Regions from separate parts of the Mus musculus genome. Here region 2 is linked to region 1. The links are chromatin contacts, found by Hi-C or POLR2A ChIA-PET in ENCODE. All regions are on one chromosome and are shown on one strand. Each heading gives the region's core, a stretch centred on a gene start or an enhancer-like site at or near the end of the contact. The rest is flanking DNA. Distances are from core to core; before and after follow the strand shown.

What was found. A loop is a pair of places that touch in the nucleus more often than their neighbours do. ChIA-PET counts read pairs that join two places held with the same protein, here RNA polymerase II (POLR2A).
Region 2: POLR2A ChIA-PET joins it to region 1 with 11 read pairs in embryonic stem cell. The contact joins the promoter of 4933423K11Rik here to the enhancer-like site in region 1. A Hi-C loop is called at or near these places in 1 of 37 maps with a recorded cell type or tissue (v-Abl transformed pro-B cells). POLR2A ChIA-PET finds 5 or more read pairs at or near these places in 2 of 5 experiments (both embryonic stem cell).

The regions. Positions count from the first base shown.
Region 1 is chr6:85,153,572-85,156,218 of GRCm38, reverse strand. It overlaps the pseudogene Spr-ps1. Among named protein-coding and RNA genes, the nearest start is that of Gm33200, 11 kb to the left of the region's middle. Within about 2 kb of position 1,303, at least 1 of the 3 ENCODE cell types and tissues checked has a DNase peak (open chromatin) inside an H3K27ac peak, as active enhancers do.
Region 2 is chr6:85,373,525-85,376,171 of GRCm38, reverse strand. It overlaps 4933423K11Rik (a long non-coding RNA gene), which reads right to left and starts at 1,318. Exons shown (of 4, transcript XR_869208.2): 1 at 950-1,318. It overlaps Rab11fip5 (RAB11 family interacting protein 5 (class I)), which reads left to right and starts at 1,538. Exons shown (of 6, transcript NM_001003955.2): 1 at 1,538-2,074. The coding sequence starts at 1,644.

The DNA of each region.
Region 1 (2,647 bases), core at 54-2,553:
TCTAGGCTATCAGAACATGTAAATAAGAAAAGGAATAAGAAAAAACAAAACAGATAGATCACCATGAGAACTACAGCTCAATAATTTTTTCTCCGGCAAAGAGTTCCATAATGGCTTCCAGGAGGCCTCCCCATTTTGAGGTCAATCTCCTCACTCTGTGGCACTTGTCACACAGATCCTATTGGAGGTGGTGTGGCAGAAAGGTACCAGCTAAGTCTAGGGACAGCACTGTCAGGAGCACCCACCTACCTGGAGCATAGCTCAGCACCCGCACACTCAGTTCCTCAGCAGCCAGGACCTGGTAGAGCATGTCTCGGGCAGCCTTCCCCGCACAGTACAGACCCCAGCCCTTGTAGGGCTGCAGGGCACACAGAGATGAGATGTTAACCACAGTCTTGCTCAGGCCAGGGCTATCCCGGAAGGCATTCAAGGTGCCGGAGGTCAAACAGAACATGGAGGTCAGGTTCAGAGCCCAGTAGTTGTTCACCTCAGCTAGGTCATTCACGTTGAGGAAGCCTTTGGAAACATCCCCAAGAGTGGCTGAAAAACAAAAACAAAAACAAACAACAACAACAAAAAAAAAACAGGACCAAAGAAATGGCACAACTGGGGCGCTCTTCTTCCTCAGCCTTCCTCAGTTCCTCCCCATAGGCGTTTGCTATCCCTCTGCCCCAGCTCTGCAGACACCCCTAATGCAAGCTAAGACTACTCCTGAATGCTCTTTAGTAAAGCAGAGAGATTTGTTCAAAAAGTCTTGACTCACACACCCGCCAGGAGGCACTGTCACTCATCAGTGACACTGGTACACCCTCTTGGACTTTGGACTTTTGCGAACTTGCCCTCCTCTTACCCAAAAGGCGATGAGGTGAGAGCTCGCAGCCGGGGTCTGGACCGGAGTCTCACCTGCGTTGTTGATGAGCAGCAGGCGCTGCAGCCCCTCGGGCCTCGGGAGCTCAGCATCGCGCTCAGAGGCAACCGCTGCATGCCGGCCTCGGTGCCCGCAGCTGCCAGAGTGGTGTGTGGAGCGGGTGCAGGCCCGGCTGCTGCGAGCCCAGCTCCTCCTTCAGTTGCCACAGCACGAACTCACAGCGTGCGTTTAGGAGCATCACCGAACCCGGTAACTGCAACCGGGCTAGCTGCGGGGCCAGGGCGGGACAAAAGCCCCAGGAGGCCCCGGTCAGCACGCACACAGCGCTTCCCAGCCTGCCACACTCTTTGTCTGGAGCTCAACTTCATGGGCTGCTACCTAACCAGCGTGGGGCGGAGCCTATCCTTGGCTTTGGACAGTGGAAGTTCAGGCCAGCATCCACTCGTGTTTGGGTGAAAAAAGTGACGAATAGCCAGGGAGCCATGGCTCAGCAGGAAATCCCAGTCCCCTTCCTAGTGCTTCTAAGTTCCCCTTGAACGCCACTCCCATAAGTTCAGCCCCTTTCTCAATTTCCACCCTGTTCCAGGATCAGCTTCCCCCTCCAGGGTTGGTTTGTCTTTATCCATACAGGACATACCAGTTAGAGACCAGTGACAGTCTTGGATGAAGTCCTTGCCTGCGTAGAGCTTGTGGTCCCTTTGCACTCTGATTAACAGAAGCCTTCTCTGGAAAAGCACAGCAGCTTCCCCAGGAGGTGCTAGGCAGACAGAACCAGAAAATGAAGAGCACACACAGGGGAAGAGAAAGGCTGAGAATCACAACAATCTCACGAACAAGACTCATCACTGTCAGTGAAAACGCTTGGTTCCTTGGGACCTGTGTACTTATCCTTCAACCTGTGTCATGCACTCTAGAAACAACTTCATAATCTCAAATGGGAAAGAAAAATATCCCAGCTCTCTGGAGATGTCTGAGGAGGACAGGAGAGAAAGACATAGAGATTGCTTTGATCCATTTTTAGTCTGAGGTGAGCTAGAGTCCATCGGAATTACAGGCAAGCAGGCTAGCGGCTAGCTCCTCTTTGTTTCAGAAAGTTCAAGTGGTAGGACTAGGCAGTTCTTAGCTAGGGCGGACTGGGAAGCCAACCATCAGAGGGCACCCCTCTCAAGTTCCAATCTTTTGGCTCTGCAGTAGTTATAAACTGATGTTATCCTGCCCCCTTCTGGCCGCTCTGTAGCAACACCCTGTCCTTCCTTTTTTCTATGCACGCCATAATAAAGGAACAAAATACCATTCATACTTGGGCTGCCCAGGGAAAGGTCCCTGGAAGAAGTCGCATAGACACCTTGCTGTTCCTGGTCCTCGGGTCCTCAATGAGAGTTGGCTGGGCTGCAAGTCAAGAGTGGGAGAGATTTAGAAGCACAAGAAGGCTGGCATAATGACCTTTTCTGTGCTTACAGTGCCTGCTTCCCATGTGAGATCTGAGTTTATTCCCCAGAGTGCAGAGAAGACTCAGCACTTGAAGATGGAGACATATACACTTCCCTTTTTTCATGTTTTTTTTTTGAGACAGTGTTTCTATATTGAGCTCTGACTATCCTGTAACTCACTCTGTAGACCAGGCTGGCCCAGAACTCACTAAGACCCATCCCCTCCTCTTCCTCCTGGTTAAAGGCGTGTGCCAGGTGCATTTCAAGTTCAATGGCCTTTCGGATGCCTGTGTCTAAAAGTCCAGGTGTTCAGCATCTGTGAATTGACATTTGTACATGTGTAGATGTG
Region 2 (2,647 bases), core at 69-2,568, 220 kb before region 1:
GCCTGATTTACAAAGAGAGTTCCACAACATCCAAGGTTACACAGAGAGGCTCTGTCTTGAAAATTGAAAAAAAAAATCTAATTTAAGGGTAGGCTCTGAAAGTTAACAGAAAAAAGTAAAGGCTCACCATGTAGCCCAGGCTGGCCTTGAATTTGCCTTCAGAGTCCTGGGATTATAGGCTGTGCTACAACAGCTTCTTTGTTATGCATCTTAGGTAAATTTATCTAACCTATAATTCTGCCTTCTGGGAAACCAAATTCACATATAGGGTGGCTCTGAAGAATGAGTGAGGTCATGCACAGAAAGCTCATGAGTCAGTTGTTGGCCGACTCTTGCTGAAATTCAGCATCCATAATTATTAACCATTATCTTAATAATGAAACAAGTGTGCTGGCAGTTCTCAGAACACAACACACAGTAGGCAAGTATGAATGGATTTAGAGGTGGAAGATTAGTCCTGTGGTAGAATGCTTGTCTACTACCAACAAGGCCCTGTTTGCCTTGTTTGTATATAAGGCTAATGTTTTAGCTAGCCTGGAACTCACTATGTAGACCAGGCTGGTCTCAAACTCAAAAAGATCTTTCCTCCTCTGCCTCCCAAGTGGAAGTGCTGGGATTAAAGGTGAGCACTACTACACCTGGCCACACAAAAGTTTTAAAACCAGTGGGCACGCCTTTAATCCCAGCACTCAGTGGAGGCAGGAATTTAACAATTCGAGCCGTAATCTACATAGCAGGTTCCAGGAGAGCCAGAAGAGACTCCGTTTCCAAAAAAAAAAAAAAAAAAAAAAAAGGGAGTGGGGGAAAAATCAAAGCAGAAAAAGATTGTTTTAAGTCCCACTCCAGTGATTTCCCAGCGGCGGCTCTAGGTCATCACATATATGTAGAGAGTTGAAAATGGGAGCGCATGTGCGATTTAGGGGGTCTCTAGAGTAGGCATCTTATCTACCCTCAAATCCACGCCGAGCAGAATGGATCTTCGAAGCAGCGAGGGCTTTCAGGAGTACAGGAGCTTGCAGAAAACCCTGACACTGTCCAGGTAGAGCGCGGTGGATAGTTATGCAGAGAGGTTCGGCTCTCTAGCTTGGAGTCGCTGCCTAAACGGGGCGGGGCCATGGTGGTAACCACGCCCACCTCTCTGCAGAGGCTGCAAGCGGCCTTCGTCCCTAGCCCCCTCCATTTCTTCCTTTGCAGTTCCGCACTGTGCACAAGCGAATCCGGTCGTGATTAAGGCATGGCCAGATCTCAATCCTCTCCCCCAACACACGCAGAGGCCGCGCCCTTCTGCACCGGTCACCTTTTAGAAGAGCAGCGGGAGCTTGAGGTTCCCCCAGAGGGGCTGGGCCAGTGAGAAAGCCCCGCCCACATCTTTGCAGAGGCCGCGCCCCTCTCTGGGTTTCTTTAGCTCTTAGGCAGCTATATGCTGGTGGAACTGGGGGCGGGGCCTGGCCTGGGCCTAGGCGGGGCGTGACGTCGCGGGGCGGCCGGCCGCCCGGGAGGCGGGGCGGCGGGGAGGCGGCGGCCCGCTTGGCCCAGGCCAGCCCGCAGCTGCGGCGGTCGGTGCGCTGCAGGCGGCGCGGGGGAGCCGGCTCCTGACAGCATCCCGCGGCTGCCACGTCTGTCACTCTGTCCCAGGGTCCGCCATGGCTCTGGTGCGGGACCCTGAGCCGGCGGCCGGATCCTCCCGCTGGCTGCCCACGCATGTCCAGGTGACCGTGCTGCGGGCCAGCGGGTTGAGGGGCAAGAGCTCGGGCGCCGGCAGCACCAGCGACGCGTACACGGTGATCCAGGTGGGCCGAGAGAAGTACAGCACCTCGGTAGTGGAGAAGACGCAAGGCTGCCCGGAATGGTGCGAAGAGTGTTCGTTCGAGCTACCGCCTGGAGCCCTGGACGGCCTGCTGCGGGCACAGGAGGCAGATGCGGGCCCTGCGCCCTGGGCCTCCGGCCCCAACGCCGCCTGCGAGCTCGTGCTCACCACCATGCATCGCTCACTCATCGGCGTGGACAAGTTTCTGGGCCGGGCAACCGTAGCTCTGGACGAGGTCTTCCGCGCAGGCCGCGCCCAGCACACGCAGTGAGTCTGGGGCGCTGGGAGCAGGGACAAAAACGGTTGAAGGCCTAACCGGGCGGGGCTGGTTGGGACGTCTGGACCCGGTCCTCCCACTCAAGGACACAAACCCGTATACTGTTTGTTACTTCTCATTCAGCCTTCTGCCCTCCCCAATTCCCCCTGACTGTCTCCCCAGCAGCCTGGTGGGCCTGGAAGGCCTGATGGAGTTGGTGTAGTGACCAAGCGTTGGCAGTACATGGCCAAGGAAAGTTCGGAATGGGATTCTGAGGCTGTGGGAATTCAAGAAGGGAAATTTAAAGACTTCAGGGTCTGCCTTCTTTTCCTCAAAGAGGTGACTAGCCTGTAGGTAGTGGAGAGGAAGTCTCACCTTGTAGAAGCAGGAAGGTGAGGTGTTATCTTCCAAGGCAAGATTGAAGGGAGACACCCCAGCCTTCCCAGGGGTTACACAGGACACTTGGCCTTTGAACGTTCAGGGATACACCTCACCGTATAGACGTACTCTGTGACTCTGTCTTAGGGTACCAGGACTGAGAGCATTGGCCCACCTCGGAGTAAAGAAGGGTACATTTGAATCAG